Linked DNA regions of Homo sapiens: region 1 is linked to region 2. Evidence: read pairs that join two places in POLR2A ChIA-PET (ENCODE). Cell type or tissue: MCF 10A. All regions are shown on one strand. Links, peaks and the distances in the headings refer to the core of each region. The heading gives the core; the rest is flanking DNA. Region 1 holds the start of MIR8070 (microRNA 8070). Region 2 has its middle 53 kb from the start of MIR8070.

The links. Peaks named below come from ENCODE experiments on the same cell type or tissue, not always from the same donor. Only the 100,000 strongest peaks of a DNase experiment are listed, where the experiment ranks them.
Region 1: POLR2A ChIA-PET joins it to region 2 with 5 read pairs; 1 of 35 experiments calls an interaction of 5 or more read pairs at or near these places.

The regions. Positions count from the first base shown.
Region 1 is chr11:11,772,146-11,788,810 of GRCh38, reverse strand. MIR8070 (microRNA 8070) reads left to right here and starts at 5,589; the gene lies at 5,589-5,676. In MCF 10A, for the core only: no CTCF peak of the experiment used is centred there; a DNase peak (open chromatin) is centred at 6,090.
Region 2 is chr11:11,721,657-11,738,321 of GRCh38, reverse strand. No RefSeq gene overlaps it. Among named protein-coding and RNA genes, the nearest start is that of MIR8070, 53 kb to the left of the region's middle. In MCF 10A, for the core only: no CTCF peak of the experiment used is centred there; DNase peaks (open chromatin) are centred at 6,471 and 6,891.

The sequences.
Region 1 (16,665 bases), core at 4,185-9,184, 51 kb before region 2:
AAATGAGAAGAGCAGAAATGTGAGATTTAAATGTACCATGGAATGAAAATATATTTGGGGTCAAAAAGTTAGGGTCAAAGTGCTTTCCTCTGTGCCTGGCACAAGCTAAGTAAGTGCTTGGTAATTACTAATTATTAACATTATTACTTTAAGGTGTAAATCATTCTTTTATTCACTCCTGCTGCTCTATTTAGCCATCCTAGTCTATGCAATGCTTTGTGCTTTGGTTTAGGGAGACAACAATTTTTGTGGCTCCAGGGCCAGGGCAGAGTAACCTAAGTGAAGCAGGTCAAGGGAAAGGTCCGAAAGGGAGTGGTAGGGAGTGTGTCACACTGGTGAGGCCATGCTCAGGCTGAAGGGAGCAGTTGCTCTGGCTAATTGCTGTCATGAAGGAGTGTGGATCTTGTGTTGCTATATCTTTAGATTTTACAACATGCTGAAAATATCCACGTTTTTAGGTGAAATCTGATATTTATGTGCTGGTGGGTAATTTGAATTTTATTAAACACAGTGTGGGCCAATATGATGCAGTTTGAACAAAACATGTCTGCAGGCCGCATGCTCGTTTCGAACTCCCTGGGCAACTCAGCCCATAGCTGTCCTCATGTTCCCAATGCTGGGAGCTGTGATCTATTAGGCAGACGTCACACTGTCTGAAAAATACCTCCTGCCAAGGAAATTAGGTTGTGAGTCAACCCCAGGATCCGATAAGTCAGGGGTGCACTAGGTCTAGATCTGAAGGATGGAGGCCAGGGGGAGTGTGTTAGGGAAGGAAGGATTTGCCTAGATGCATCTGAGATTGTCTCCCATTAGTATCAGGGCATCCCCTTGAAATACCTGTGTGGGTTGTTGGCTGTCCAGCAGGTGGCAGCATTAGAACAGAGATGGGCCAAGTTAGGCCCATAATATTTACAACTCCGTCCTTCCTTATTTGCGTATGAATAAGGGAAGAATAGATTACTGCAGATGAGCTTTAGAGGGAAGAAAATTATTTGCCATATATTTTTAATTAAAAAATACTTAAGCCCCTACTCAGCGCCAGCTACTGCGCTGTGCACTTTCTCAGCCATCATCTTATTGAATCCTCACAACCTGTGATGTAGGCAACCCTTTCCCCCATGGTGAAGATGAGGAAATTGAGTCCCAGAAGCTGAAGGAATCTATCCCAGGAAGTACAGTTTCTGAGAAGCAGAGCTGAATCAGCAAGTAGGGCTTTGGTCTTTTCACAGAATCACACCTGATGCTGCAAGCCTTGTGGTCGTGTGGTCGTGTTGCTGTCTCAGTTCTGTTAACATTTGCCTAATGATCCTGAGAAACTTGGTCTCTGTTCTGGGACAGAGAAAGCAGAATGCCATATGTCTATCACATGGCAGGGGACATTTGCTCTAGACACTCAACAAGGTGGCTGTGCCCCAGAGCTGGTAATTGAGAGAAGATTGATCCTATTATGGAGCAATGCTGCGTGTGCAGTCTGAGAGTGGATGTGGACATTTGATGTGTTCCTCCTTTTCTAGATAACATCTCCTGTGACAAGCACAGATTGCTGTTTCCTTTATTTCTTACTGTTCAAAGCATTGGCATAGAAAATGAGTTATCTAAGAAGCTGAATGTTTCTTGTGATAAATGTGAGGGGCCGACCATCATTCCAGCCATTCAGTAATTAAGGCTGCAGGATGCTTGCATAACAGACCTATCCCTTGCCTATTTCATACGGTGTCAGATTGTGTTTGATTAATAATGATTAATCTCATGATTTTGTATAAATGGCTTAAATCTGTGAAACCATTTGCCAAATAAATTAGATCCACCAGCAAAGTTCAAAATTTCTTCCAGCAGAGGCAGTGTTGGGTAGAGAGCAGATTCAGAACATCCCCACTTCCTATGTGACCTCCTGCAAGTAACTAGTCTCCTAGGGACTCTGTTTCCTCATCCGTAAAGTAGGGGGTGGAAAGGATGACATCAAAGGGTCCTGCCTGCTTTGAGAGTCTACGATCTTCTGGAGTCCGAGTGGATCTGCATGTGAACAGAGGAGATCCAGAGATGGGCACCTTCACAAGAACGATCCTGTCACTGGCTAGTTGGAACCAACTAAAAGGACACTGTTAAATGACATTTAGAGAACATGGGTTTGATCAGACAGTTGTGATCCAAATCCTGGCTCTGCCAGTTGCTAACTGTATAATAATCTTCGAAAGTCACTTAAATGCTCTGAACCTCCACTTTCTTAGTAGATAACCCGAAGATATGCTGTGGGTGCTAAAAAGTCATAGTTATATCCTTGACATGTGTTAGCTGCCTAATGAATGGTAACAATTTTCATTAGTCATTGTTGTGGGTTGAATTGCATCACCTGACAATTCGTATGTTGAAGTCCTCATCCCCAGTGCCCTACTTAGAGAGTGACTTTATTTGGAGATAGGATCTTTATAGAGGTAATCAAGTTAAAATGAGGTCATTCTGGTGGAGCCTAATCCAATATGACTGGTGTTTTTATAAAAAGGAGAAATTTGGACACAGAGACATGCGTGAAGAGAAGACAATGTGGAGAGACATAGGGAGAAGGTGCCATCCGTGCCAAGGACACAGGCCTAGAACAGATCCTTCTGCACAGCCCTGAAAAGGAACTCACCTACTGATACCCTAATGTTAGACTTTCAGCCTCCAAACCATGGACAATGAATTTCTGTTGTTTAAACCAGCAGTCCCCAACCTCTTTGGCACCACGGGCTGGTTTTATGAAAGATAATTTTTTCACCAGGGTTGGGGGGTTGCAGGGGAATGGTTTCAAGATGATTCAAGCACATTACATTTATTATGCACTTTATTTCTATTATTATCACGTTTAATATATAATGATATAATTATACAACTCACCATAAGGTAGAATCAGTGGGAGCCCTGAGCTTGTTTTCCTGCAACTAGGTGGTCCCATCTGAGGGTGATAGGAGACAGGGACAGATCATCAGGCATTAGATTCTTTTTTTTTTGGGAGACAGAGTCTTACTCTGTCGCTGAGGCTGGAGTACAGTGGCGTGATCTTGGCTCACCGCAACCTCCGCCTCCCGGGTTCAAGAGATTCTCCTGCTTCAGCCTCCCGAGTAGCTGGGATTACAGGCATGCACCACCACGCCCAGCTAAATTTTGTATTTTCAGTAGAGATGGGGTTTCACCATGTTGGCCAGGATGGTCTCGATTTCCTGACCTCGTGATCCCCCTGCCTCTGCCCCCCAAAGTGCTGAGATTATAGGTGTGAGCCACCATACCCGGCCTAGATTCTTATAAGGAGCATGTAACTTAGAGTGGTACTGGTCTGTTGCCTGGGGGTTGGGGACCCCTGGTTTAAACCACTCAGTTTTTGGACTTTGTTTCAGCAGCCCTAGAAAACTAATATAGTTATTTTCATGCCATTCTGTTGCCACCTTCCCCTGTTCTGGATGTGCCTTGTAACACCTACTAAGTAACTTGTAACACCTAGCAAGTCTGTGGTCATGGCTCTATGTTCACTGCCTCAACTGTTCCAGAGTGGTCAGCAGGCCCTTGGGAAGTCATAAAAATAGTATTTATTGACGTTTTCAGTACTTTATACACATTTCATTAGATAAACTCTCACAACAACTCTCTGAGAAAGATACTATTATTGTCCCCATTTTATACCTGAGAAAATTGAGGCACAGATATGTTTAGTAACTTATCTCACATCTATGAAGTGGTACAGCCAGGAGGTGAATAGGTCCAGACACTTTGACCCCAGAGTCCTTGACCTTCGTTCTCACAGTGAGCTCTTAGTAGCCCCCATGCAGACAAGCTTAGAGATGACTGGAGTTGAAGGAATAGTAAGTCTGGATGGCCACTGCTCATCAGTAGGACTCTTGGCAGCAGGATGAAGCTGAAATCTCCATGCCTCTGCAGTGGCCTCTGAGGATCTACCACATGGCATCACTGGAAAATGCTGGACAAAATGCCCTGCCCTGCCATCTGCAGATCACTGAGCCCGCCAAGGTATCTCACTGGTCACAGCTCAGAACTGTTGCTCTCATTTTAGGTTCTGTCCCTTTTATCTTTCAGGCTTTCCCAAAGCTGCCCCTGATGAGTTTTTTGGTTTTCTGCCCACGGAACTCATGTAGAGAACCACTATGGAGGTGCAGAATGCCATAACAATGAACAGTGTGGGAGGCCGCAGTGGCACAGTGGCTCACGCCTGTAATCCCAGCACTTTGGGAGGCCAAGGCAGGTGGATCACCTGAGGTCAAGAGATCGAGACCATCCTGGCCAACACGGTGAAACCTAGTTTCTACTAAAAATACAAAAATTAGCCAGGCATGGTGGTGGGTGCCTGTAGTCCTAGCTACTCAGGAGGCTGAGGCAGGAGAATCACTTGAACCCAGGAGGCGGAGGTTGCAGTGAGCCGAGATTGCACCACTGCACTTCAGCCTGGTGACAGAGCGAGACTCCATCTCAAAAAAAAAAAAAAAAAAAAAGAGTGTAAGCCCTGATGTCAAATGTCTGGATTTGGATCCTGGCTCTGTTCCTTCCAGTCTGTGTGAACTCAGGTGACTCATTTAACTTCAGATCATCACCTGTAAAATGGTGATAACAATGGTACTTATAGGGTTGTTCTGGTGGGGATTTAAACGAACACATGTATGCCTCTTGGACCAAACTTGAAGAGTACTTAATACATGTTGACTTTTATTATACAATCAGTGGGATGGGATAGAGTGCTATAGTGGTAACTGTCTAGAAGTGCATTTATTCCAGAAAGAGGACTGAACTGTATCCGGTTTATAGTAATGAATTCATAAAATTTCAATAACTTGCCATCCATATTACAAAAGAAACACAGAACTTGATACGTATGTAGTTATTTTAGGACATTTACAGTTTGGTAGAAAATGTGCATGGTGTACAGTGGCATATCATAAAGATTTGTTGAATGAATGAGTGAAATGTGAGATAAAGCCAGCCATGAGACATCCTGGTTCCTGGCACTGCACGAGGTGGGAAGCACAGGCTGGCAGAGAGATGCTTGGGCAGCTATGATAAAAGCGGGACTGCTCAGTTGTCCAAATCCCCAATTCTGGAGAATGAGGTAGTTCTGACCCAGTCCAGAACAGAAGGTAGAGGAGTGAGAGAGTGGCATGAATCTCAAGAATCTCACCATCATTGTCAGTGGGGGTGCTGGCACCAAGGCTGGTGCTGAGCTGGAGGGAGCAAAGAGAAGAGGGCGGAGCCCTGGTCAGTTGGGCTCCAGTCCAAGTGGGGAACTAAAGGGAAAGCCAGGGACCTAGAGCCTGTCAGATAGACAGAAAGACTGTTCTATGGAAATTAGGGATGACCAATGGCTCTGTGCTCATTTAGGGATCCCTGCATCACTCAAGGGATCTCTCGAGATAGTCATGGGGCAGCAGAAGCAGAAACACTGCAAACTCTGATCACCATGTGAGCCACGCCTGACCCCATGTGGGTGAAACCTGATCCTACAGTGGTTCCCATGTGACTGAGGCCTGATTCCATGTGAGTGAAGCCTGATCATCATGTGAGTGAAGCCTGATCATCATGTGAGTGAAGCCTGATTCCATGTGAGTGAAACTTGATCCCATGTGATTGACGGCTGACTCCATGTGAGTGAAGCCTGATCATCATGTGAGTGAAGCCTGATCATCATGTGAGTGAAGCCTGATTCCATGTGAGTGAAACCTGATCCCATGTGATTGACGGCTGACTCCATGTGAGTGAAGCCTGATCATCATGTGAATGAAGGCTGATCCCATGTGAATGAAGGCTGATCCCACATGATGAAGCCTGATTACCATGTGAATGAAGACTGGTTCCATGTGGGTGAAGCCTGGTTCCATGTGAGTGAAGCCTGATCCCATATGAGTGAAGCCTGATTACCATGTGAATGAAGCCTGATTCCATGTGTGTGAAGCCTGGTTCCATGTGGGTGAAGCCTGATCCCATGTGAGTGAAGCCTGCTTCTCTGTGAATGAGACCTTATCACCATGTAAGCTGAGCCTGCCTCCTGTGCACTGAGGGCAGGTCCTCACACCTGGCAGCTGGGAGAGCATGCCAAGGACTGGGCTCCAGCTTGCATATTGCAAGACAAAGGGACCACACCCAAGCCCAGTGAGAACAGGCAGTTCCATTCTGAATAGACAGAAGGGACATGCAGCTTGCGTTGGCAACCTTCTGCCTCCTGCATTTCTTAAAGTGGAGTCGATTAATGGCTTTCCAGAAGCAAGGGAAAGATTTCTACTGTGCTCATCATGAAGAAGTGTAAATTGTTACAATCTTTTCAGAGGGTGATTTTGCAGAATTATCAGTACATAAAAGATGGTAATTGCAATGTTGTTTGTGGCAGTGAAAAAGTGGAAATGGTCTAAATGCCATCAACAGAGGACTGGTTAAAAAACTGGAAGTACCTTTGTACTATGGAATAATATGCATTAACTAAAGGTGAGGAAGTAAATACGTATGCATAGACATGGAGAGGTGACCACATTATCACATTATATTAAATGAAAAAAGCAGGTTTCAGAAGAATGCATCAGTATCAGCTCATATGTATAAAAAAGAGTTAAATGCATGTAATGTAAATGTCTGAGTAATGCATGGAACAGACCCAAAAGGATGCAAACCAAATAAATGGTAGTTAATTCTAGAAAGAGGGATTGATGGGAGATGGGAGAGAGAGGAAAGGAAACAGGGAATTTCACTTTCTATGTAATAGGTTCCTGTACTATTTGCTTGTCATGTTTTGTGTTATAATAAGCATGTACTACACCTTGCTTTTAAAAGATGTAAAAAAGAATCTCAAAATAAAACTTTGTTATGTTAGTATTCGGGTTTTATGTTTTCTTGGTTGGCTTCAGGTTTAGAGCAAGTTGCTTGTTTAGATAAAATAATATTGTGTGGCTTTTTAAAGACACCAAGAGCCTGTGGAGAGGCTGGCAGTGAGGTTGAGATTTATCAGGAGGTCAGAGGGGTGGTCCTACTTCTCCCTAGCAGGGGGGGTTTGGGCAAGAGAGAACTTCCCAGGTGTGTCACTCACTGGGGTGTGAAGTCCATTCATTGGCCACCTTGAAGGGCATCCAGTGGGCACTCATTGGGCACTAGGAATTATATTCAGCACAGTGTCAGACCTCATGCTGGGCTTAGCTTGGAGCACTCTGTGGGGAATTGAGCTGAGCATGGCATAGAACTCTTGGCCAGATTGTATGTTTGGGATGGCTGAGGTCATCTCACTGGTCATTGCCCAGGCAGCACTACCTTATAACTCCCTGGGCTGAGGGTGGTCACTGCATAGAGCACTTGAGTGGATAATGCATTAGGCACTGGATGGAATCCTATGTGCACCACTGCACAGGACACCTTGTAGAATTCTTACTGGATCCTACACAGAATGTGACTTTCAGCATCATAGTTGACACCATGCAAAACTCTGAACTGGTCTGTGGGAAGCACCCTTTCTGGGCACTACCATTACCCCAATAATGGGCATGAGCGGGCAGCTGAAGAGGCTAGTTCTTGTATCCCAGACCCACTCAGTAGACACCTTCCAGGAGCAGAGCCTATTCTATGGAGGAAACTGCGCTACAGGCCGACCAGGGCAGCCACGTCCCAGGCACTGGGGAAGGGAGGGAAAGCAGTAGAGCCCACTCACATATGCTGCCTCCTTCTTGCTGCCAGAAAGGCTGCAGGGCTTTGAAAAGATTCGTTTGCACAGTGAAACTCTGAGTAAATAGAAGCCACCGTCAATGGTGCGTGTACATCTGAGAGGAGCGTGTGGAGTGAAGGCAAACATTTCCCAAAGAGCTTGGAAGGAAAGTGATGCTCTGAGGTAGGTCTGTGCCAGGCTTGCTGCAGCTTGGATGGCAGACCCTTGACTGGGGGTGTGCCTTGGCCTGCGGAAGTTCCCATCCACATGAGTTGCTTTAGTGCCTATTACATCTCACATAAGAGGCAGTAAAGACAATCAAATATCTCAAGTGGCTCCTGAGACCCTTCCTGAGAGTTGCTGCACCCTCAATGCCAAGATCAAAGCCAGCCCACAGGAGATAAGATGCAGGATGGCCGGTTGCGCACCCTCATTAGTAAAGAGATGATTCCACGTATTTCAGGTTTACAGAGATTTAGAGTTGCCCCTCAGTAACCAAGAAATAACCACATTTCGTAGATTGAGGAATCACTTGGGAATGCTCAAGCAGAATACTGTGTCTGCTGAATTTAGGAGACCCACAGGAGAGGTGGCGTTCACCCCTCCTAACACCAAAATGCAACCAGAGGCATTTTGGACCAGCTAGGGCAGCTCTTTCTGTGATTAAGGAAGGCAGGTGTCTGTGCCTGGGAATTCTCTCACTCTAAACTAAGGAAAGTTACTCACACTTTTACCCAAATTCTTCATCTGAGCTGAGAAGAAAATGTTGGCTCTTCGTGCTGCTCCACTTGGCTCAGTCTCCTCATTGTTCCCCAAATATGATGAGTGTTCCATTTCCCTGGTTTTGTCTCCTCAAACTCTCCTTTCTAATAGCTTTTAAAAATACAGGTAAAATTTGCATAACATAAAATTAACAGTTAACCATTTAAAGTGTACAATTCAGTGGCATTTAGTAATTCAGTAGTTGTGCAACCATCATCTCTGTCTAGTTCCAAGTCATTTTTATCACCCTCAAAGGAAACTGTACCCATTAAGCAGTCATTTGCCTTTCACCGCTTTCCCAGGTCCCTGGCAAACACTGGTCTGCTTTCTGTCTCTATGGATTTACCTACTCTGGATATTTCATATAAATAGAATCATACAATACATGACGTTTTGTGCCTGGCTTCTTCTACTTAGCATAATGTTTTTGAGGTTCATCCACTTTGTCTTAGTAGCTTTTTATGGACACTGTGGTATAGAAAGAATGTAGTCTTCGGAGTCAGAGAGACCTGGGTTTTCATTCTGGCTCAGCCATTTACTAGCTGTGTGTTCTGGGAAAGTTATTTACCCTTTCTGAGCTTCAGTTCTCATTCATGAAATGAGAAGAATAATCCCTACCTCATATATAGTTGTGAGGATTAACAGATAATATACGTAAAATCACCTGATGTTGTATCTGGCACATAGTAGGCACTCTCTAAATGTTTGAGGCATAAGGATGAAGTTAAATATGAGAGCACGATGTTCATAGTATGTTAATTCCTTGTCTTTGCCCCTTATTTATGCATATTTTTCTGTGAACGCTTTCCTGCCTAGTGGCAGCTTTTTTCTCTGAATTCCTTCACCCTCCCTTCCCCTTATCTGAATAATTTACCTTACACTGAACATTCACTGCCTTGTTCCTTTGTCAAGTAGGTTTATTTTTTTCTTGTGTGTGCATACTATCAACCCAACTAGACTGCACATTTTCTTGAGGTCAGGAGACATTTTCTTCCTCCAGGACACATATATTCCAGATTTTCCAGGATAGTCCCATTTTTAAACAATCTCTCTCTCTCTCTCTTTTTTTTTTTTTTTCTGGACAGAGTCTTGCTCTGTCACCCAGGCTGGAGTGCAGTGGCACTATCCTGGCTCACTGCAACCTCCGCCTCTCAGGTTCCAGTGATTCTCCTGCCTCAGCCTCCCAAGTAGCTGGAACTACAGGCACTTGCCGCCACACCCAGCTAATTTTTGTATTTTTAGTAGAGACGGGGTTTCGGCATTTGGCATGTTAGCCAGGCTGGTCTCCAACTCCTGACCTCTAGCAATCCACCTGCCTTGGCTTCCCAAAGTGCTGGGATTACAGGCATGAGCCATTGCGCCCAGCCAACAATCACTTATGTAGTCCCCCTAAACCATCGGGATATCATAGAAAATCCAATAGTTTGGCATCCAAACCACATCCCCCAGACTGCTTTGGCATGCAGAAGTGGCACAAGTTCCTTCTTTAGGCTAAGTTTGAACAATATAATATCTCTTAATGTTTGGCGAAGGTGTCAGTTTCCCAGAAACGCTACCCCCCACATCCTCATAGAAAGGAAATGGGTGGCAGTCAAGCCTCTATCCCAATTATCAGGCTGTAAAGGTGCAAGTTGGCATTCTTAGGAAGGTGCTTCTTCAAAGGCACTTGCTGCAGAAGCTAAAGTCCAAATTAAAATTGATTTACATTCTCATAGAAGCATCAGCTATTAGAGAGTAGGTTCTGAAATGGGATGTGTTACCAGAGAATGAGGTCAGTTATGGGCAGGGAAAATGTCTTTCAGTGTTTCAGCATAACTTAGACTCATAGCTGAATTTATATGTTGGGCTTTTACTACAAATAAAATGAATAATGCTCAAAGTGTCCATTTAATGTTGTTGACCTTGTCCTTTTTTATGTAGGAAGTTGGTACTTAGAGAAGGGATAAAAACAGAAACTAAGAGTCAGAAACATTTATGAAGACAACAAATTTCTAGAGCAGTTGCTCCCAACCGTTTTTTGGGTCACAGAGCTCTTTGAGGACTTGATCAAAGTTATAGACCCTCTCCAAGAGGAAGATGCCCAATATACAGACACACAAAATAATGTGTATAGTTTTGGGAGGATTTGCACGCCCCCTTGAAGCCCACCTAAGGTCACCATTTTAGAATATCTGTTATAATGACAGTCACCAGTCTGCCAGGTATCCTGTAAAGCACCAAAGGCACAACGATGAGTAAGACATGGTTTCTGTTTTCAAGGGACTTATACTCAAGTGAGGCAGACCAAACGTTTACCCAGACAATGACACCTCAGCTAGTCAATTGCAGAAACTGACTAATACTCTGTACCATCTCTCCTTTTGCTTCCTACTGCCCTTACCCTGGTTTTGTCTCTCATTTTCTGGCTGGTAGCAATAGCTTTCAAGCTGCTGGCCTGCTGCTTATTTCTTCATCCCTCACATGGATAAGCAGTGGTTCTCCTAAAGTTCATTTGCTGAGGAAAGATCGGACTGGACCACTCCTCTCTTTGTAAACCTGCGCAGGTGGTTTTCCATCCCCTACAGCATAGAGAACCAATTCTTATCACAGCACTAAAGGTCTTCTGGTTGGGTGTCATTAGACATTTTCAGCTTCTTGTCCCATTCAGCCCTGTGTGAATCCTACTCTATCAATACCAGACCCATCATTATTCCCTAAATAGAGCTTGCATTTTCAAGCTCCCCTGACTGGCTTATTCTGCACCCTGACCCCAGAATGCCATTTCCCTTAATATTCATCTATTAAATCTTTCTTATCCTCAAGGTCCCAGATGGAATACCTCCTCTGTGAAACTGTTCCCAACTTACCATGTCACCATGTCAGAAGTATGTGAGCTTTTTTGAGCCTGTATTTTGCATGTAGTCAGTTCTGCCTTGTAAGAGTGTATTGCCCATGTCTGTCTGATTCCTCTGAGGCAGAGGTGGCACCAAACTTATCTCTGGGGTTTAGAGTCTCTGCCAGAAGGGTGGCCCACTTGAGACTGAATTTGTGCATTTTTGTCTCTTCAGTGAGAAGATGTAGAAAGCTACCTCTGAATCCGAGACTGGCATTCCTTAGAAAGATAGAAGTCGAATCCGTTGGTGGGTCTTCCTTCGAAAGGCACTAAAGATAGATTTTGTTAAAAGAGTAGGTGTAGTATGATTGACACAAAAGGGGGATCCACAATCCCTCATGTGAGAGTTGAAAATAAAAGCTTTTCAGCTCTTGAAGACAGGCTTCAGGAGGGAAGAGGATGGTGACTCTGGGTCTGTGACGTGGAAGATCCCAGAACTGATCCCAGAACAGTTCATTCCTGAGCTGGGCTTCAAATAGAAAGTCACACTGTGTAAAGGCTGTGGCTGGGTTGTCAATTAGGAGCAGAAGATCCGCCTCCTGCTCTGATCTCCAGGCTGGCAGCTTTGCCAGCATGGACGATACTTTGCCCTCTTGAGGCTCTGGGTTCATCCCATGCTAGAGGGCTGTGCTTTCATCGTGTGGCCTTCACTCCACATTCACGCAGTGCTGGGCAATGGAAAAAGCTACAGCGAGGGTTCTGAGGGTTTGCTGGGCCCTTTAGGTTAGCTTCAGGTGAAGAGAACATATCCTAATGTGATAGATGTTCTTGGAGCAGAGGATAGGATGCACCTTCTGTAGTTTGAAGGCAACTCCCCTGTGGGAACTTCTGCTTAGCCATCAGTGCCTATCTCTGAAGTCAGAGCAGTGAGATAGAGTCAAGGTGGTCTGGACTTTACCCTAAATGCTAGGGCCTGCTGACCACATCACCAGGAGAATATTGTTACAGAATTAATGCTATTGTCAGAATGCAACCCAAGGCATCCTAATTGGATCCCAAACAAACAGATTTGCAGAGGAACCTTCTGCACATCTGTAATCTCCAGCATTCAAGCCCTTGTTCACAGCATGGGCACAATAAATGTTCACAGAATTAAAATCCAAGTGCTTCATAGCCAGCTCCGAATATTGATTCTGCTATGCGAACTTTTCTTCCTATTTGCCACCATACCAAACACCACTGTTTTGGTCCCTCTCCAAGGTCTCTCTCTAAGCTCTTAATTAGAAAAAGGAAGCTGTAATTATTAAAGTTATTAAAATATGGAATATTGCAAAGGAGTGGACTAGAAGTCTTCATGCTAATCCAAACAAATCGTGCTAATGTTACTTTGATTCTGGCAAACCCAAAACCGCAGAGGAAGATAAAAGCTAGGGCTTGTTTTCTAAGTGGAGGGTTTAGCCTATTCGCTAAGCCAGGATTCATCAAGCATTCACCGGGAGCTGCAAAGGAGAAGCAGGAGGAGATGAAAAGAAGAAAGACGTGAAAACTATAGAAAAGATGATGTAGGGAGGGGGAGAGCTGAGTCAAAAGAATCAACCAGGTAGCAGTAATTCATCAAGCTCCTTTCACAAGTTCCTCCCTCTTCCAGGAGCTATGATCTGGGGCTCAAAAAAGGGCCTTTTCTACCTCACAGTTTCAGTGACTGCATTAATGAAGATGACTGCTCAAGCCTTATGCTCAGTCCAGACACTTTCGCAGATCTAACTGCCTTAAGTGGACATGGCCACTTAGGGAGAAGGATATATGCTTCAACCAGCACAGATGGCAGAGCTCAAACAGAGTTACAGTTTGGACATATTTTGACTGGGAACCCACCTGGCATGGAAGGTACTTACATGCATCTGAAATTCAACAGATACTAGATAGAGCTCAAAATGCACACCTCCCTGTTTTTCCTGTGAGGACCCCATCTCAGCCAATGGAGCCACCACCCACTCCACACACCTCCAAGTCACATACCTGAGAGTCATCTTAGATGTTCCTCTTCATTCCTTTGCCAGTGTCTTTGGTTGCCAAGAACTGATGATGCAACCTCAGAGATGTCTTTTATATATATTTTTCCCTCTTCAGCACCACTGTTCTAGTTCATATCCTTAACAACTTTTCCTGTACTGCTTTTCCAATCTCTTCTTCTACCACCTTCCTAATCTACCATCTTCCAGCCTACCCCAACTTCTCAGAATTCCCAAGTCTCTGTGCCTTTGCACGTATGGTTCCTCTGCTTGGAGTCCTTAACCTCCATTGACCACCTGTCAAACTCTTGCCTATTCTCTGAGGCCCAGCCTAAGGATTGTCATCTCTGGCTGTCCAGCAGTAGTGTTGGTTCTCTCAGAGCTTTGGGTTTGTGCTGTCACAGCCCTGGCCCTATGTCACTGCCACTGTGGATTGGACAGGCCTCTCTCTCTAGAGGCTCAGGGACTGTGCATTGCATGATTACCTATCCCTGGGGCTTTGCAGAATACTAACTTGCACATGGTAGCACTCAGTATCCCTCTATTGATAGAACACCAGTTCTGGAGAGTGATTAATCCCATAGATTCTTGCCTCTGTGAAGGACAAAGACACTAGTTTGAAAGGAAGAAGCTCCGGAGATACCACAAAGAACTATGTGAAATCCTGTGACTTGATGAATTATAAGGTGATGTTTGAGGCAAGAAGCAGGGGTCTGAAGGGAAAAGGAGGATAATGAAGAAGTGGCACTTGAGTCTGCCGGCTGGGACTTTATTGTATTTCATAAAGTAGTGCTAAAAATTCATTACCATAGTTAGGATTTGAAAGACTTGATGTAAAGATTTCAATTTAGAATAACTACCACTTGTGAACACCCAATATGTCTAGACAGTGTATCTTGCCTACTTTATGTTTAAAGCTGACAACTCTACATATTAGGTATATTTATGCCAGTGTTATAGATGAAGAAATTGAGACTCAGAGAAGTTAAGTAACTCATCTATGGTCACACAGATAGAAAGGGAGTGGAATAATAATTTTTTAAAAGTTGAAACACAGATCTCATTCCCAAATATGATCTCTTCATACTAACCTCAATTTACCCTGAACAATGGACATGTACCACCTCTTCAGGATCTCTGCCATGAATCAATCACATCTTCAACTTCTTCTCTCACCAAAAATACAGTTTAACAATCTCTGATGAAATAGACTGAGGTATGTGCAATCTGCCCTCCTTCCCTTCAGTCACTCCTGGTTTGGTAACATGAAGAAAAGAAAATAGGCCCAAAAGGAGCAGACCAAATGAGAAAAAGAAGAGAAACAAAATGCCCAAGTAATCCACAAGTCAGTAATAATATCTTTTGTACTTTTAGAGTGCTTTACAAAAATCATGATTTTGTTTGTTCCTCATCATAAGCCTGGGCTATGTACTGTCACTCCCATTTTCTGGGTGAGGAAACTGAAGCTCAAGGAGGTGAGGGGACTCAACTACGTCTGAACAACTAGTCAAGGGAAGAGCCAGGACTGAAACTCAGGCATGCATTCTCCTAGCCCCACACCTGTTCCTTTACACCAGGAATGCCCGTGCCCCAGCTCCCAGCATGGTCCATGGCAACCACTTATGTTTGAATATATGATCTATTGCACTAATAACTTGACAAGTACTCTACAAAATGCATTGCATGAATTATCTCTTTTAATTCTCATAACAAGTCTATGAGGTAGGAACTATTATTTGTCCCATTTTCTTACAGAGAAAGAAACTGAGGCACAGAGAGATTAAATGACTTGGTTAAGTGGCAGCGCCAGGATTTAATCTGGCTCTGATGACTGCTGAGACTTTGCTCTTGAAAGTGGTAACATGCGCCTCTCTGTCTTCTAATCATGGAGTGTTGTTCAGTTATCTCCTCTGTCAGAGAAGGCCAATGCTATCTTCATTTAGGGCTGGGCTCAGTTGAATAAATTTTACATGGCAGGCCTCTTCAAAAGTCTTTTATTACAGATTTTGAAAAGAAGTAAAAACAGTCCCCTTGGAAGATGGCAGAGAAAGATAGTTGGTTGCTGGCTGACTTTCATCAGTATTAATTAATATCACCTTTTGAAAGCCCCAGGACTAAGGGGTGAATTTCCTTGTATTTCATTTGAATTATTTACTGAATTGAATTCTGAAATGAAACTCTATGCAAGCAATGACCCATGCAGACACTGCAGGTGCTACTTTCATCCTGTTAATGGGTTTTACTAGCTAAAGACAATCCTTTTAGGGTTTTTGTCTCGGTTTCAGGAAAAGGAATTTGGAGAGATAGTGATGAGAATACTGCAGAGTCCCCAGGTCATGGTTTTGTCCCCTCCCTCACTTCATGTTTTTAGCTTTTGAAGGCCCACAGCTTCATCCTCCTTATCTGCTTAGCTCTTTAATGGCTAGTTTTCTCATCTGTCAAATTGGGCTGTGTGGGTGATAATAATCATAGCTGCCCTAACTCTGATTTCTGTTGAGTTTCTTGCTCCTTATGATAAGACTGGGCCTAGCCCACATTGCATCTCAGTAGATAGCCAATAGACTCCCCAAGATTTTAGTGCATTCCCTGGGTGGGGTGGTGGTTCTTAACCTCATAGTCACCTTGTACTCTAAGCTCCTGCATTTGCAGAATTGGTTCAGTCTTACCTGTCCCTGGCTGCTTCTGAGAGACAAGTCATTTTACTCTATTTGCCTGGTAGCAGCCCTGGTAGCCTTCTTTTTAGAAGGCATGTGGCCGCTGGAGTAGTTAACACTGATCTACCAAATAGGGTATAACCTCATGTTCTCCTTTACCTATCTAGTTCTTGAGTGTGCTGTTCCTTCCTTCAAAGTAACAAATAGTGTCACATATTGAGGACTTATGGTGTGGTAAGCACTGGATCAATTGCCTCCATATATTACCACATTTCATCCTCAAAATAGTTCTGTGAGATGAGTTTTTATTCCCATTTCACAGATGGAGAAATGGCAACTCAGGTCATAACAAGGAAGTGAATTTGAAAAACTGTCTGATCCCAAAGTCTTAACCCTTGCCTCCCTGATACTGCTCTGATGGCTGAAAGTTTGCTGTGCTCTGGCCTAGCTTCTGGGCCAGGGGAGGAGTTGAAGTAGATGCTCTTGTTTGGTACCATCTCTTCTTGTGCTGGGTCTTCTGGTAGGGCACTGGGCTTTGTCAGTAGAGTCTGAGGACTATGTTCTTTACAGGGAAGACAGAGGCCTTTATCCCTTTCTTCCAAGTCTTCCATCTCTTTTTGAGTTCTCTCCACAAGACTGTGCTCCTCCAGGTGCCCACAGGTCTCCCGAGACTGCCTTCCTTGGGCATGACTGTTGCCATAACACAGTGACTGGTGAGAAGGAAGGAAACTCTCCCATCATCTCCAAGCCACGATTTGTATTGTGTAT
Region 2 (16,665 bases), core at 4,280-9,279:
CTCTCCAGTCACAGGGACCATGGGCAGGCAGCATCATGTTTCTCAGTGACCATGTAGGGCACTGGGGCTCCCAGGTTCCCTTCTGACCTGCTCAGGATGGAGCTGAGGCAGCAGGTGGGGGCCTCAGTTGGGAAAAGGCAGAAAGTGACACAAACATTAAATGGTGAATCCTTCTTTTGAGCTTTCAATCTGCATTAAAATGGGAAGGTAATTACTACTGATTTTTTTTTAAAAATCAGCTTAAATTTTACTCTTGCTCTTCTTAGATAATATATTTTGAGGAATATTTTTTCTCCCGCAGAAATACTGTACTGCAGTAACAGTAATAGAAACCAACATATAGGAAAGGGGGAAAAAAGAATCTCCTATTACCCTACAACCAACACAATCAAATTATTTTCTTTGCCCATGCTTCCTTGAAATTTCTTGTTCATATTCATTCAAAAGTGTGCAGAATGGTAATCATAGCCCGGGAATCATTATTATTATTATTATTATTATTATTTTTACTGGTGTATGACATTCCATGCTGGGAAGTACCCAAATCTATACAACTTGATTATTTTTCAGTTGTTCACTCTTGTAACCACCCTGTAGTTCAAGATATAAAACATTTGCCTGGGTATCATTTTGGTAGTTTGCTCTTTAAATTTAATGTCATCTCAGCAGCATGTTACCCTGCTGTGTATCCTAAGAATTTTTTAGTGTGCTACATGGTATTCATACTGTTCACTATTAAAAGCTTTAAAAATTTAATCAGATGGTTGCAGCACAGTTATCGGAGCCAACCCACATCACTGGACATTAAGGTTGGTTAAAATTCTTCCAAATTATAAATAATGCTTCAATGATCTGTACAGTAGAGGTCAACAGTTGGCAGCCTGTAGGCTGGATTCTGCCCACACACCCATTTAGCTAAGCTTGCATGGTGTTGGCACTCAGTATTTTAAAGAATATTTGAGTTTTGTCGCAGATTTTAAAACTTACATGGAAATCTGTCTGGATTTCCTGCTTCCTTGATAAGGCAGAAGATCTGGCCACATGGGCCACATTCCCAGCAGTGGCAGTCATGTGGGGCTGAGTAGGGGCTGACCTCCTTGGAAGGGACTTGTGCCCTTCAGCTTCCCACAGTTGCTATGACTCTTAATTTTCTTCTGACAGGATGATACATTAATTTACAGCATCTGCCTGGGCCCAGTAGGCATTTGAGTTTGCCATTCCTGGGATATAGGCTTTTTTCCTGATGCCTATAAAGAAGTCATTTATGCATGAGGTTGCTGATAACCCCTAGGAAATAATAAATACAAGCACATTCAGAAAAGCATAGCAAAAAGGAGCACAACTATGTGTCCAGTGTACCCCAGTGGCGATCACTGCTCATGACTTTAGCCCAGCCACGTCTTCTGTGAGCCTTGATTTTCCCAGGCTTCAAGTGAGAACAGCAACACCCACTTCGTGGGGTAATTGTAAAGATTTAATAGTGTTTGGCACATAGTAGGTAATCAACAAATTATAGCTAAGTAAAAAAAATATTGAAAATTGTTCTTTATGGTCAATTTATCCAATTATAGTTCTTGGAAGGCAAAATTTATTTTCATGAAAGTAAGATTTAATTTCCTCTAAATTTGCTGTTCATTCAAATACTCTCCGGAGACACCTATAAAGTTTTAATAAGAGCAACAATAATAATCATAAGTGGATAGGATTTAATAACGTTGTGCCTGAGTGTCTAAAGAGTGACCTTAATATTATGATTTGAGAGGATAAATTAAAATGTGCTGCATTGCTCAACCATACGAAGAACATTAAGATGGCAGAGAGTTGGTCTTTAACATTGTTGTTTGAACTGATATTTGGCCTTTTTCAGTTGTTAACAGATCCAGAGATTCTTTGTTGAGAGCATCTCTAGTAGTACATAGATGCAAATCTACAGGAAATTCTCTCCCACGTTTTTCATGGGATTAGACAATCCTTCAGTAAGTCTGTAATAATTCTGTGAGTAAGGAAGTCTGTAAATAATTCTTCTTCCTAAATGTCTCTCAAGTCAATGTACTTCTCTCTATCTAGACTGACACCTTCCATGCCTGAGCCTCAATGCATTCTCCACACAGCAGCCAGGGTGGTCTTCCAAAAACTCAACTTATATCATACAATTCTGCCTCTTAAAATTCTTCCACAACTCTCATTTCACTTCAAATACAACCCAAACTTCTTGTGATAGTACACAAGGCTCTGCATGATCTGTCCCTACCTCCTCTTCAACTTCATCTCACACAACACTCCCTCTTGCACATTATACTCCAGCAACACTGATTATCTTCATGTTGAATTGTTTCCCAACCCATAGGCCCTGCATATGCCTCACCTCTGCCAGAATCCCTGCCCCAACCCCACGGTCCCTCTCTCTTTGTAAGATTGGCTTCTTCAGGTCTGAGGTTAAATGTCATGTTTCCACCCTGTCTAAGGAGGTCCTCTACCCTTTCTCACAGTGTCCTATGCCTTCACGCCCTCCCCCAGACACCCTGTAGGATCAGGCTTCACTCACATGGTAATTAGGCTTCACTCACGGTAACCAGGATTCATTCACATGGAATCAGGTTTCACCCACATGGGATCAGGCTTCACTCTGCAGTGATTTTGTTTGTTTCCTTGTTGGTAGTTTGTCTTCCTACTCTAGCTAAGTTTTATAAGACCCGAGGCCACATTTCTTTCATTTACCAGTTACCTCCCCCGCTGCTAGCACATTGCTGGGCATATAGTAGGCAATAAGTATTTATTGATTAAAAGAATGAATAGATGGATGTAACTGCTGTGGGAAAATTCGGGGTAGTCTTAGGAAGGTTTCCTTATACTCTGACAACTAGAAAGAGCTTTAACCTAACCAGCTATATTGGCATGTAGTATGTTGTTGGTATTACTCACAAAGAGAAGTGTTTCAAAGGGCCTAGAGAAATTGAGAGCCAAAGGCCAAGATATGGTCAGTTTGTCTCTAGCACTGCCCAGGGGAGGACCTGGGTTCCAGACAAGTTAGCGCTTACATTTTTCTCTGGATATTAAAGGCTCAGCATTTGATTTATCAATCAGTGTCTTCTGAGTTTGGTTAGCATGAAGCAGAGCCCTTGGACCCAATCAGTTTTGAGAAAGCTGATAAATTGAATCAGCTGAGGGTCTGATGTACCATTGTCTCCCACTGGTGCTCAGCCTGGTGGTTGACCAACTGCCTCTGACACAGCTCTCATTGTCCTCTCCCTTAAGGTACTCAGCTCTGGTCTACCCTCCTAACTACCTTCTGACCTTGGCTCTTCTTCCCCTCAGCTTAACTTCTACCATCTCCCTTCTCCCTGTTGAATACCCTGAGATAGTAAACTCAGGGCATAGATTTCAAACTTAAGAACCAGTAAGCCAGGGCACATCTTTATATTAATAAACAGAAATTAACTCGTGTTTAGGTTTGGCATGATTATGGGCTGATTGGTAGCTCCTGCTGCTGAAGTGTGATATTCTAACCCAGCTCTGCTGGGTGCTGTAAGTGTCCAGGAAATAAAAAAGGAAGGAAGCAAAATTCTGGGCCCTGTGACTTGGGACTTAGGACTTCCCAGATGTGGAAGAACACTAATCTCTTGAAGAGAAGGACAAGATATAGTTAACACAATGAGAAGTCTGCAAAAGGGAAGTAAACTTCTAAATGTGGGGAGTTTTCCTCTCAGGGTCAGGGCCAACTAGTTTCCTTCCATTATTCTGGGAAAGTATGGAGAAAGCTACTCTTTCTGGTCTCCATTTTAAGTTCCCTGGTCTGAGTTGAGTCATTATTCCAACACCAGAGGAACCTTCTACTGGGAGAGTTTGCTGAGATCTGGTAACTTGTGGCTCATGAGAGTAAGAGTGCTCAGAACCATGGATCACATGAGTCTGTGGCTCAGATTGTTGCTGGCCACCCCCTAATCCCTGCAGCATAAGCATAATCTTAGGTAAAGTTATGAAGTTGAACATGTGTCTTATCTATGAACTTACACTATCTTGTCTGCAACATACACAACTCTCAGAACCTCCACCAATTCCTCTTCCCTTAGGCCCACTACTCTCATATTTATAAAAAGAACAAGATAGAAATAAGTGGTAGTAACAATAATAATGGTGGTATCCATCAGGATTCACCCAGGAAAAAAGAAATCACAACAACCTGCGTTCAGATCGCAGCTTTCCCACTTATTACTTGTGTATCTCTCTGACGTTTATTTTTTCTCTTAGCAGTAAAATTGCAAGGTCATTGTGAGGATTCAATAAATGTATGCAGAGTGTCTTTTGAACTCAATAAACATTCTTTTTTCCCCTTCTCAAGCATATTAACATGTTTTAAAATCATCTGGAGGGGTGAGGATTAAAACCAAGAAGTGCTGCTTTAATGGTGTAATTTCAGGCAGTGGGTGGCATAGATATTTTTGGATTTTGGCTCCTCTATGTGCTCCTGACATAATAATATGGAGGTTACTTTCTACTCTGCCTACATATAATGGCAGCTGGGCTTTGCCACTATGATTTCTGTAATGAGCATTCCTGGTCTTTGGTTCTGTCCTGAACTGATAATTGATCCAGTTCAAAGGTTTGATAGGAAAGACATTCTTTGATTAAGTTCTGTTCAGTTCTATTAAATATTTCTTGAATGTCTTCCTTTCTCTCCAGCCCCGTCACCACTGTCATGGTTCAGAGGCTCATCATCCCCTGCATGCATCAGTGCCTCGGCCCCCTAACGGGTCTCCCCACTGCTGAGCTCTTCCTCTCCGCTCCATCCTTCACACAGCAGGCAGAGTGATCTTTCAGAAACATGCATATGATCCTGTCAAGCCTTCGCTGAAAAGCCTTCAGTGTCAATGTGCTTTCTAACCGCAGTTGTTCTCCGCCTCTGGTGTCATGACACACTTGTTTGTCATATCAATTCTGAGGCAGATTCATCCATCCACCCATTCAACAACTATTTATTGAACGCCTACTCTGTGTCAGTTATTGTTGTAGGTGTTTGGGGGTACACCAGTAAACAAACAAACAAAAATCTCTGCATATTGCCAGAAACTTGATACTAGCAAGAGTTAAAGCCCTCAAGATCGTGAATAATTTGACTATTATGGTGGATGCATTTTATTTCTATAATAAAATTATCCTAAATCACTTGTATGGTGAGCTGCTTCTTGATGGGGGATAGAAGAGGGGATTTAGAGCTAGCAGTAGGGGAATTTTGCGTCAATCTCTGTATTCCTTTGGCAGTGTGCATATGAACAATATGATCACTTGTCTGAAGAAAAAATGTTAAATATTGCCACTTGTCTGTGAGATATGATACGAACCCTTTAGCTGTCATTGTCTGGCATCTGCTTACCCCATCAGCCCCATTCTCTGCCACTCCTGGCCTTGTACCTTATACTCTCTGATCCTTTCCTCTCAATTTCGTAGCGGTTTAATTTCTCACAGATAAGGGTTTTGAGGAAAGATAACTGAAATGTGTAAATCATTCCTTCCAAGGCCAGAGGTCCTATCCTTGTGGGAGAAGACAATAAGTTCATCTTGTAAACTGAAAATAAGTAGTGAAAGGGAAATTTGATGGGACCATCAGAATACCGCTAATAAGTCGCATTTATAGTATTTTAGAAAAATAGATTTCTTGGCATTTGATGAAAATAGACATAGTCATATGAAATAATGAAAATATGTGTTGGTATTGGTATATTGTGATTCATTCAAAAGTACATAACAAACACTTTGGAGGATGAAATAGCTTTGGAAGATGAGAAAGAATAAAACTTTATATAGGTATTAGTCTCATTTTGTCCATGTGTAAGAAAGAAATGGACAAAAATAAACTGGAGGAAAAGACCTTTACTATGTATACGATATGAGAAAACCCTCAAGAAATGCCAGCAGAATCTAGTTCTGATGGATTCCTACAATCAGAATTGCTTTTACACCACAAAGTGGACCTCCAGTTGACTCATTGTTTATAGCCTTAACTGAGCCGCGTGCCCAAGTCATCTCATGCTCTGAGTACATATTTTCTCCCAGTTCTTTCAACTTCTGATGTTGGGACTTGTCTTCCCATTTATGATATCAAAGTGATGCCTGGCACAACTGTGGCATGTTGAAGAGGCAGAAAGTAAAGTATCATGAAAGCTGCTTTTGCCTAGGTTTTTATAGAAAAGTGTGAAAACAGAAAACTTTAAGTTAGCACAGATATGTCTTGTGGAAAATGGTCTAGCCTGGAGTCAACAGATTGTGTTTGGATGGAGCCTCTTCCCCTACACTGTTTTATCCTAGGACATTAAGTATGGCTAGTTGGTGGTTCATCAGGGCACGATCCTCTCAGAGGTGTGGGAGAACTAAGTAATATCTAAGACATCCCTAGGATGTATTGAAGTATCTTGAAGCAAGAAACAGAAGTAGTGACTCAAAGCCATGAGTCACTCAGGAGGCTCTAAGGAGGAAGAGTACAGCAAGCAGGCACAGGAAAGCCTGTGATTCTTCTGGGGTAACTTTGGGGAATTGTTTTACAAGGTCCGCAGGGACAGGACATGTTAGAGAGCTCTGCCCCCAACCATGCTGAGAATTGCAGTGCTCAGCAGTTCTCTCTCCAAAAGGGCCACTGCTAATTATTTTGAACCTTACAGCCAAGGCTTTGGTGCCTGGCTTCTCTCCAACAGTGGATGAAATGCGGTGAGGGTTGTTCCTAGGGTGACCCTCACTTTGTAATTAACCCTCCTCATTAGCAGCTCACTTGCTTCCGATGGGCAGTGCACACATGTTTGTGGTTATGTAACTGCCGAACAGGGCTGGGCCAGTCATTTGTTGGCATCCTAATTGTCTCCAATCACAGGGAAATGAATTACAGTGAGAAAAGTAATGAGAAGTGGAGTACCCTGGCAGCCGGCCAAGGCCTTCAAACTATCAGCTGCAAAGCCTAGGAATCTGCCATCAAAGCAAGACACTGGAGGTGGACTTGGGCTAGGGAATCCAGAAGACACATGCCAAGCTGCTCAGGGAAGGTGGCAGGAGTTCGGGGAGGGAGTTGGGAACAGGGAAAGAGAGCACTTGAGTGAAGGAGAGAAGAGGAGAGATTCAGGTACTTTTCCTTCTTTGTGACCTCTCTTTTCTCCCTCTTCTCATCCTCTACTCTCTTCTGATCCTCAACAACCTCCAATACCACCCTAGCAGATGTATTAGCCAGGGTTCTCCAGAGAAACAGAACCAATAGGAGAATCTATCTATATTACACACACACACACACACACACACACACACACACACACACACACACACACACAGATCAGAGAGAGAATGAAAGATTTGGGATGAAAAGTCCCACAATTTCCCATCTGCAAGCTGGAGACCCAGAAAAGCTGGTGGTGTCATTTGAAGGCCTGAGAAGAACCAGGAGTACTGGGGGCAGGAGAAGATGGTTGTCCCAGCTCAAGCAGTGAGGCAGAGAGCAAATTCAGTCTTCCTCTGTGTTTTCATTCTATCCAGGCCCTCAGTGGACTTGATAATGCCCACTCACACTGGGGAGGGCCATCTGCTTTACTTAGTCCACCAATTCAAATGTTAATCTCTTTCAGAAAGACTTTCACAGAGACAGAGTTAATGTTTCACTAGCTATCTGGGCATCCCATGGCCCAGTTAAGTTGACACGAAAAATTACCATCATGGCAGTGATCTTGAGAGCACAGGAAGAAAAGAGAACACAGAGGAAGGGAGTCGATAAGAGGAGTCTGCACAGGTTTAAATAATGAAGAGAAAACAAAGATTGCAATGAACTTTTCTTCTCCATTCCACTGTGAGTCTGCTGCTGCTACTGCTGGTGTGAGCATAGGGCTGTTATGGGTTCTAGCCCCACTGTGGTGGGTGCAGTTGCTGCTGCTGCTGTAGTTATTTCAAAGATGGGGATTTCAATGATGAGTGACAACAGACATTGAAACCCTACAGCTTTAAGTCTAGATTACCTTCTACAAGTGAAATTAGAAAGAATAAAAATGTCATTGAATGAGATCAGCTCTCTATAGAAATGTCCCAAGAGTTAATAAAATGGGCAGTTAGTAAAAGGCAGTCAGTAAAAAGGAGTTTAGGAGTTCCAAGTCTATCAAGTCTCAGTCAAGCTGGAGAATCTCACATCTTTATGTGCATTTACTTGGCTGTAGCTGAAAGCTAACCATGGTCTATGCCTGACGGAGATTTGCCAATAGAGATAGCTGGCCTGCAATAAGCTTGCAAGGTGGATCCTGATGGCCAGATTTGTCAGTGAGTACCCAGCATTGTCCAGAGAAGAGGGCCTGAAAATTAGGCAGAGTATTTTTGACATAGAGAAATCCTCCCGTTGTAGGCAAGGGTGTTTCACGGGGGCTCACAACGGTTGGGTGAAATGTTCTTCAGGACTATACGACTTCCTTTGACGTACTGACTCATTAATTCATTCCATAAATATTTATTGGGCACCAACTGTATGATAGACACTTTGCTAGTCACTGGGAATAGAGCAATGAACAAAATACAGCCCTGTCCTCATTAAGCTTTTAGTTGAGCAGAAAATAGAGTTATACAAGAAAGTCACTAGGAGAGAGAGCATGGTGTGTTACAGGAATTGAGGGAGGGAGAGTGATAGGGGATGAAACTGATGAAGAAGGTGGGTCCTAGGGCCTTTATGGTATGCTAAGGGGTTTGGAACCTATGCTGCAGACAACTGTGTTCACCAGAATGTTTTTGGTTGCAAGTGAAAGAAACTCTGTTTGAATAACTTAAGGTCAAAAGGGAAATTTATTTGTCTGGAATCCAAGGAAGGGATGAACACCACACACTGATAGAAGGCCAGAGATGAGGCTGGGCTCAGGACACTAGGGAATTAGCAGCTTGGACATGATTTAGGACTTTCCCTGCCTCTCGCCACATCTGGCTTCTGTCTCTCTTCCTACACACTTTCTCAAATAGTGGAGAAAACAGACACCTATAGCTTCTGAGTTACCTGCACCACTGGAGGATTCACAGTCCTTTCTCCTGTCCCAGGCTAATCATTCTGGGGAGGAGGCTTATTGGCCCATTTGGGTTAAGTGTCTGCACAGAACCAATCAGCTGTGTCTAGAAGGTGGAGCAAATGAAAGAATTCAGCAACTCCCTGAGGAGCTATATAAATTGCACAGGGTGAGGTAGGGGTACTAGATTAGATATTCCATGGATATCCACTACGGCAGTGCCCACTGAGCAACCACTGGGCTTCTAAATCAGGTTTACAAAGTAATCCGATTCCAGAACATATTCAAATACTAGTCACAGGAACATGCTATAACACTTGAGAATACTTAGGAATTCTGATTTGGCAAGAGTCCGTCCCAAGAAATTAATTAATGGGGATAATATATATAAAGAACTTAGAGCAGTGCTTGGCACATAGTAATACTAAGTGTTAGAAATATGATTATTATTATGATAGTGATGATGATGATGACGATTCAACTCCTTTGGGTATATGGGCTTAATCAGTTCTGGACCCATACAGCTAACAGCCAGGGTTAAGTTGACGCACCAAAATAAGAACAGTCTGAGCCACCAGCCAATACCATCCACATCTCCATCTCATTTCCTTATAGCTTCACTTCCAGTGATAGCAATTTTGATGGATGCCAGGGCTTCCATACTAGGAAGCAATGGCAAGTCTCCCACAGGAACCTCCAGAAGCACATTTTCCTTCTGCCATTCACTGCAAACACATGGCGCATGCTCAAGAAACACCCAATACAGTTAAGTGATAAAATAAAATGGACTAGGGAATTCTTCTTGTTGTCTGTGTGCCCCTATTTGAATAAAGTAGGGTTTTCCAGCAAACTTTTTATTATGAGCAGAATCTCAATGGATCCTCTAATAACAACCCTGACAGGCAAAGCTCCAAACAAGCATTAATTAAGTCTCTTAACATCCTTGTTAATCAGTGAGCCATATGGCAATTATTTTTAAAAAAAAAAAGAATAATTTTGAGGAGCAAGGAATTTAAAAATGATTGTTTATCATAACAGAGAGCTCATTTACATACACTCAGAAATGAATATTTAGAACCATAGGTAAGATAGACATGCTTGGCTAATATCTGATGAGTCATAATCAGCTGTCCTTCAAAAGGACAGTTGATCCAGGGAATACTGGGGACAAGATTTCTTGGAATGCTAGGTTAGCCTTCCCAAGGGCAAAGATGTATGCATTCTCTACTTTGCATCCCCAATTCAGATGCCTTGTCCTTGACCAACACTGTCTAATAGAACTTTCTGTGAAGAGGGGCATATTCTATATCAGCACTATCCAATATGGAAGCCACTAATGGTTCATACGACTGAGGAAATACAATTTTAATTTATTTAATTTTAATTAACTTAAATAGCACATGTGGCTAGCAGTCATCATATTGGACATTGCAATCTTAGACTATGGTTCATCAATTTGAAAACTTATTGTAAATTGGAAGAGGATATACAAGAGCTGTTAATATATTGTTAATCAGGGTGCAGGACTTGCCATAATGAGAATATTATTCATTATCTCAGTTATCACCAGTCTTTCATTCATTCAAACAACATATTGAACATCCACTAAATGGCTCTGTACTGAGCCAAGAGATACAAATGAAGACTAGTCATTGTCCTGGTTTAGAGATGAGTGGGGGAAAGGAGCAGATTAACAGGTAGATGTAAAAGTTTGTGACAAGTGTTGTTTATATTGGGGTAAGTATATGAATAGTGGGAATATGGACATGGGCAACTTATTCAACCCAGGGGTATATGAAGTCAGGTGGGTAGGTGACACATGCTTCCCAAGCAAGGTGGCTCTGCAGTTCATTCTTAAATGGCCAGCAAAGGTTCTCCCAGGTAACGAAGATGGGCATTGCTGCACATAGAGTGACTGGCACAGGTGAGGGCATGATGCTCCCAGACAGCATGGGCCTTTGGGTGAACTTCCAGATGTGTGGGGTGTGTAGTACAGGGTACATGTAGAAAGGCATACTCTCCACATGTACCCTTCCACATGTACCCTGTATTACTTTTCCATGAGCCCTCTTCCCGGGCTCAGCCATGGCCCCAGAAAGAGGGCAGGGATGGTAGAAAGGAGCTTGTTCAAGGAGTTTGGATTTTACCCTGAAGGTAGTGAACACTCATGCAAGGGCTTTATAAAAGTAGGGGAATAACAGGATCAGATCTGTGTTCCAGAAAGGTCCCTTTAATGGCAGTGTGAAGAATGATTTAGGGAGAATAAGAATGGAGATAGAGAGTCCCTCAAGAGGACAAACTTTTTTTCGGTGAGGGTGAGAGACCCTGAAGTCCCATATCAAGTAGTAAAGGTGCTGCTGGCCAGAGGTAAATGGAACTGCTCCTTTCTGAGAAGTGGTTGAATGTTTGGGGTACAGGGTGCTAGAAGTTCTGAAGTTGGTCTCAGGGAGACGAAAGAGTCTGGCACTGTACCAGCCAAGGTGCAACCATCTTTTGGAGAGAGAGATGTATTTGCTCAACTGACCTTTGCTGCTTTCCTTCATGTGCAAGAACTTCTTTCTGGGTTGCCTACCTTGGGCAAATGGCTAGGTTTGAGGCTTGGTACAAGCATTTGGACTTTTTTTTTTTTTTTTTGAGATGGAGTCTTGCTCAGTCACCCAGGCTGGGGTGCAGTGGCGTGATCTCAGCTCACTGCAAGCTCCACCTCCCGGGTTTACGCCATTCTCTTACTTCAGCCTCCCGAGTACCTGGGACTACAGGCGCCCACCACTACGCTCGGCTAATTTTTTGTATTTTTAGTAGAGATGGGGTTTCACTGTGTTAGCCAGGATGGTCTCGCTCTCTTGACCCCGTGATCCACCCACCTCAGTCTCCCAAAGTGCTGGGATTACAGGCGTGAGCCACCACACCCAGCCTGGACTTCTTAAAGGTATATGCAGAGTTTGCCTCCACTTAGTTTCTGGGAGCTTTCATAAAACCTAGACAGGAGCAGAGGCCTTCTGATTCCAGATATTAATACATAGTTAATACCCTAATTCCTGCAGAGTTGGGGCAGGGTCCTAGACCCAGACCCAACCTCCTAGGCTAGGCTTGGAAGAGATTTATTCTTCCCTCATGGATTTGCCTTTCTCATCACACATTTCTCATTCAGAAAGGAAGAGGTCTATATTCTATGAAGGTGCACATCTCATTGGCCAAGAAGATATGAATCCAAAAGAGACTGAGTAGTTAGGAGACATCAGCCTGGGATGTGAGCTGCTTGCACCTACCTGTCATTCTGAAAGTGGTGGCCCCCAAAGGCAGACCAGGGCCAAGAAAGGAAGAAAGATTGGGAATTACTATTAGGATACACTTTCAATTATTCAGCAATAAGATGACAGTCTTGAAAGGTAGTAGGTTCTTTATTGTCTAAGGTATGAAGATAGAGGCTGGGTCACAATTTGGTGAGAATGATGTAGGGGGACAACAGCACTCAATGAGGGATTAGACTGTGACAACAACAGATAGAATAGACCATGGGTCAGGGCATTTAAATCTAACTTCCCTGCCTCACCATCTAAGTAAACAGATGATTACAATACAGTGCTCAGTGGGGGACATCCAGGGTCCATGGGGAGCACACCAGAGGACATGGACCCCACACTTCAGTACAGCTGGGAAGACCAGACAGACAAAATGATGATTCAACAAAACCTGAAAGATGACTGGGATTTAGCCAGGGGAATGGGGTTGGGACTGAGGCATGCAGACCACTCCGCCTGTGATTCTTACAAAGAATTATTTGGCCCCAAACGTCGGCAGTGCTGATGTTCAGAAACCTTGACCTAGAGTCAATTTGGATTTCCCGTCTTGTGAGAGATGGCACGTCTCTTGATACTTTAAGCTATTTGACCGAAGTTTTTTGCTTCCTTATTTTAAATGTGATCTAGATCTATCAAATGTTAGCATTTTTGACAGGGCTTAAGACATAGTAATGTAGAAAAGAAAGCAGGGCCCTTCTTTGTGATACTGAATTCTTTGTAATACTGTAAGTCCTGGAGAGGCAGCCAGGGAAGTGTGGGTGATGTGATGAAACATATCCATGAACAATAAACCGCAGAAACTCTGCCTCTCCCACCTCCTGGTACCTTCTGGGGATGACGCTGCCTGGTCATGAGTCAAGACAAAGCTCCAGCTCACCTGGACACCTTGTGATCCCCCCAGTTCCTCCAGGCTGTCAGGACTCTGAAAGGCATAGGCTGAGCCTGTGCAATTTAAATGGGAAGAGGGTGGAGAATGAGAAACATTTATGGGAGCCATTAAACACCTCTGGGCATTCTGGGGGAAAAAAATGGAATCTTAACCTGGTTTCCACAGCCAAATTCCAAGAATATGCTTGCAAGTTTGGACTCTCTCTCTGGGGTAATATACCCATTTTTCATTGTTGTTCAGTTAAATGTTCGGAGAACTGAAGCTCAGTTTTGTGATTAACCAAGCCTTACTTCATTTATCATAATCTTTTCTATTCAGATTTTATGGTCACATCCAAACCCCTCTTCTTTGCAGTTGTTTAAAGTGTATATGGCTTCAACGTGCTGGGGAGATAGCATGAGGCAAAAAAATGAGCATGGAATTTAAAGGCAGATTATGAATCCCAATGCCCACCTAATCAGCTGTGTGACCGAGGTCACTTATAGAATATATCTGAGTGTGTTTCCTCATTTAAAATTTAGGGAAACATCTGTCTCATAGAAAATGGCAGGTACGATGTCTAACACATAACAGGTGCTCAATGATGTTTATTTCCATCTTTAAATTTTATTGTATATATTTAAGGCATACAACATGATGTTTACATAGGTAGACAGAGATAGAGAATAGATAGACTAGAGATAGTTGCTATAATCAAGCAAATTGACATGTCCCACATAATTACCCATTTTTTGTGATAAAATCACCTAAAATCTAATTTTTTAGAAAAATCCTAAGTACAATACAATATTAACTATCATTCTCATGTTGTATATTAGATCTCAAGACTCATCGTCTACATAACGGCTACTGTGCACCTTTGCCCTACATCTCCCTATTTTCTCCTATTCCCCACTCCCGTTTCCCTTTTCCTAATGCATAGTTCTTCTTTTTTTCTATGCTGTGATGTCTTAGATTTCATGGACATCTATTACACTTGACGAATCTAAATCATATTTAAAATGAGGAAGAAAAACCCGTAGTCACGTAGCTTATAGTATCAGGAGGTGTGCTGTATCTCATGAGAAGGAATTCTACATTGACTCCAGATAGAAGGTAACTTTTGTCAGTTTTCAACACCCATTTCCTTTTAAAGATTTGCGTAGGGATGTAGGAACGGGAGACATGTTTAAACAGTCGCCATTACTGACCAACCCTGAAAATGTTCAGTTATGCAAACTTCTTATTTTGAATAATTTTGATTAAAAAAATCATGTTATAGATACCATTTTTCCACACACAGTTCAGAACCACCTCAATAAAGTGTTGTAGGCTCTTTAAGTTAGAATAACCTTTTTTTTTTTTTTTAAAGTTGGGTTCTCCCTCTGATACCCAGGATGAGTATAGCAGCAAGATCATGGATCACTGCAACCTCAAACTCCTGGGCTCAAGTGATCCTCCTGCCTTAGCCTCCCAACCAGCTGGGACCACAGTCATGCACCACCATATCAGCTGTAGAAATCTTTTTTTTTTTTTTTTTTTGAGACAGAGTCTCGCTCTGTCAGCCAGGCTGGAGTGCAGTGGCATGATCTCGAGAGGCTCACTGCAAGCTCCGCCTCCCAGGTTCATGCCATTCTCCTGCCTCAGCTTCCCGAGTAGCTGGGACTGCAGGTGCCTGCCACCACACCCGGCTAATTTTTTGTATTTTTAGTAGAGAGGGGTTTCATCGTGTTAGCCAGGATGCCCTCGGTCTCCTGACCTCGTGATACACCCGCCTTGGCCTCCCAAAGTGCTGGGATTACAGGCGTGAGCCACCGCGCCTGGCCAGAAATCTTAAGAATCATCTGTAATAAATATATCTGACAGTGCCACGGGCCTTGATCAGGGATGGTAGTTGTCCCTGTAAACTAGTCTGGATAAAGGAACTCATTGAGTAGAAGTAGCTTGCTTAAGGTGTGGCAACAGAGTTAGTGACAGGAACATTGTATTGGTCTGCTCAAGGCTCCCCTCCACATGGAACTTCGGGGTCACCTGCCTCTCTCTTGACCAATTGGCAGCAGCAGGGTATACAGGGAATTTGGCTTCTCTGGCTCCTGACCTTTCCCCTGTGCCCTCTGGTGGCGACCTAGGTTCACCTGCCCCAGTGCAGCTAGAGTGATAGATTGAGTTGACCATATATCTACCACGTGACCATATCTATCTCTTTAGTGGAAAAGGGTCTGGCAGAGATGGAAAGTGTGAGCAGAGGACTATCCTGGTGGGGCTCAAACATGACAGGGGCTGGGTCAGGCGAGGCAACACAGCAAGGGAGGGAACTATAGATGGTCTCTTGAAACAGGCTCAGCTGGAAGGTAATTGAAGGTCCGTACAGTACAGCAGCCACTGAGACTTGTCACTCAAAGCACTGCGGTTACCTTGACAAAGCATAGCTGATTGGAAATTAAAATGCATGGAATTGTGTAGGGAGTGTTTTCAAGAAGAAACAGAATCAACTTAGTGGCACCATTGAGGCTCTTACAGCTGAACACCAGATGCAAGGATTTTTTTAAAAGAAAATCGCAAGCCTCTCTTCTTTCTAGAAGCAGGGGTTTAGTGCTTAGTTAGTTAGAATACAGCTATTTCAGGAGACATTGCCAAAGCCTGAGAAAGGAGGTGTCAGAGAGCCATGTTATAACTGATATAAACCTAGCCCTGGGGCTAGTTTGGACAAACAGCCCATTGATTCTCTCTGGATCTGTTTGTCTGATCCAATGGAATATGGAGAGGGTGCTCTTTAAGTCATCCTGCAGTTTTAAATCAAGTATCTACTGTGCTGTGCTGGGGGGCCCATGGGACCTGCCGGTCTACGGAGCCCCTGCTTATTTTCTAACCCTGCTGTATCAGGCTAGATCAGTAATTCCCAACCATGTGGGCAGGCATGACACCTGAACCTCCTGCTCCCTGGACCCCTTATCTTCTGGGCAGGAGGCTCAGTCAATTCCTTTTTCTTAAGCTCAGATTCCTGCCATTAAAAAAAGTATAAGTAGGCTGGGTGGGTGGCTCACGCCCATAATCCCAGCATTTTGGGAGGCTGAGGTGGGGGATCACTTGAGCCCAGGAGTTTGACACCAGCCTGGGCAAAATGGTGAGACCCTGTCTCTACAAAAAAATACAAAAATTAGCTGGGTACAGTGGCACATGCCTGTAGTCTCAGCTATTTGGAAAGCTGAGGTGGGAGGTTGAGACCAGGAGATCAAGGCTACGGTGAGATGTGATTTAGCCACTGCACTCCAGGCTAGGTGACAGAGTAAGACTCTGTCTCAAAAAATATATATATATGTATAGAAATACAGTTTCATCTAATGCACTATTGATCAGTATGCATTTTGTATGTGTGTCATGATTAATATATCTGCTATGGCTTGAATGTCCCCTTCAAAATATATTGAAATTTAATTGCCATTGTGACCGTATTAAAAGGTGGGACCTTTAAAAGGTGATTAGGTCATGAGGG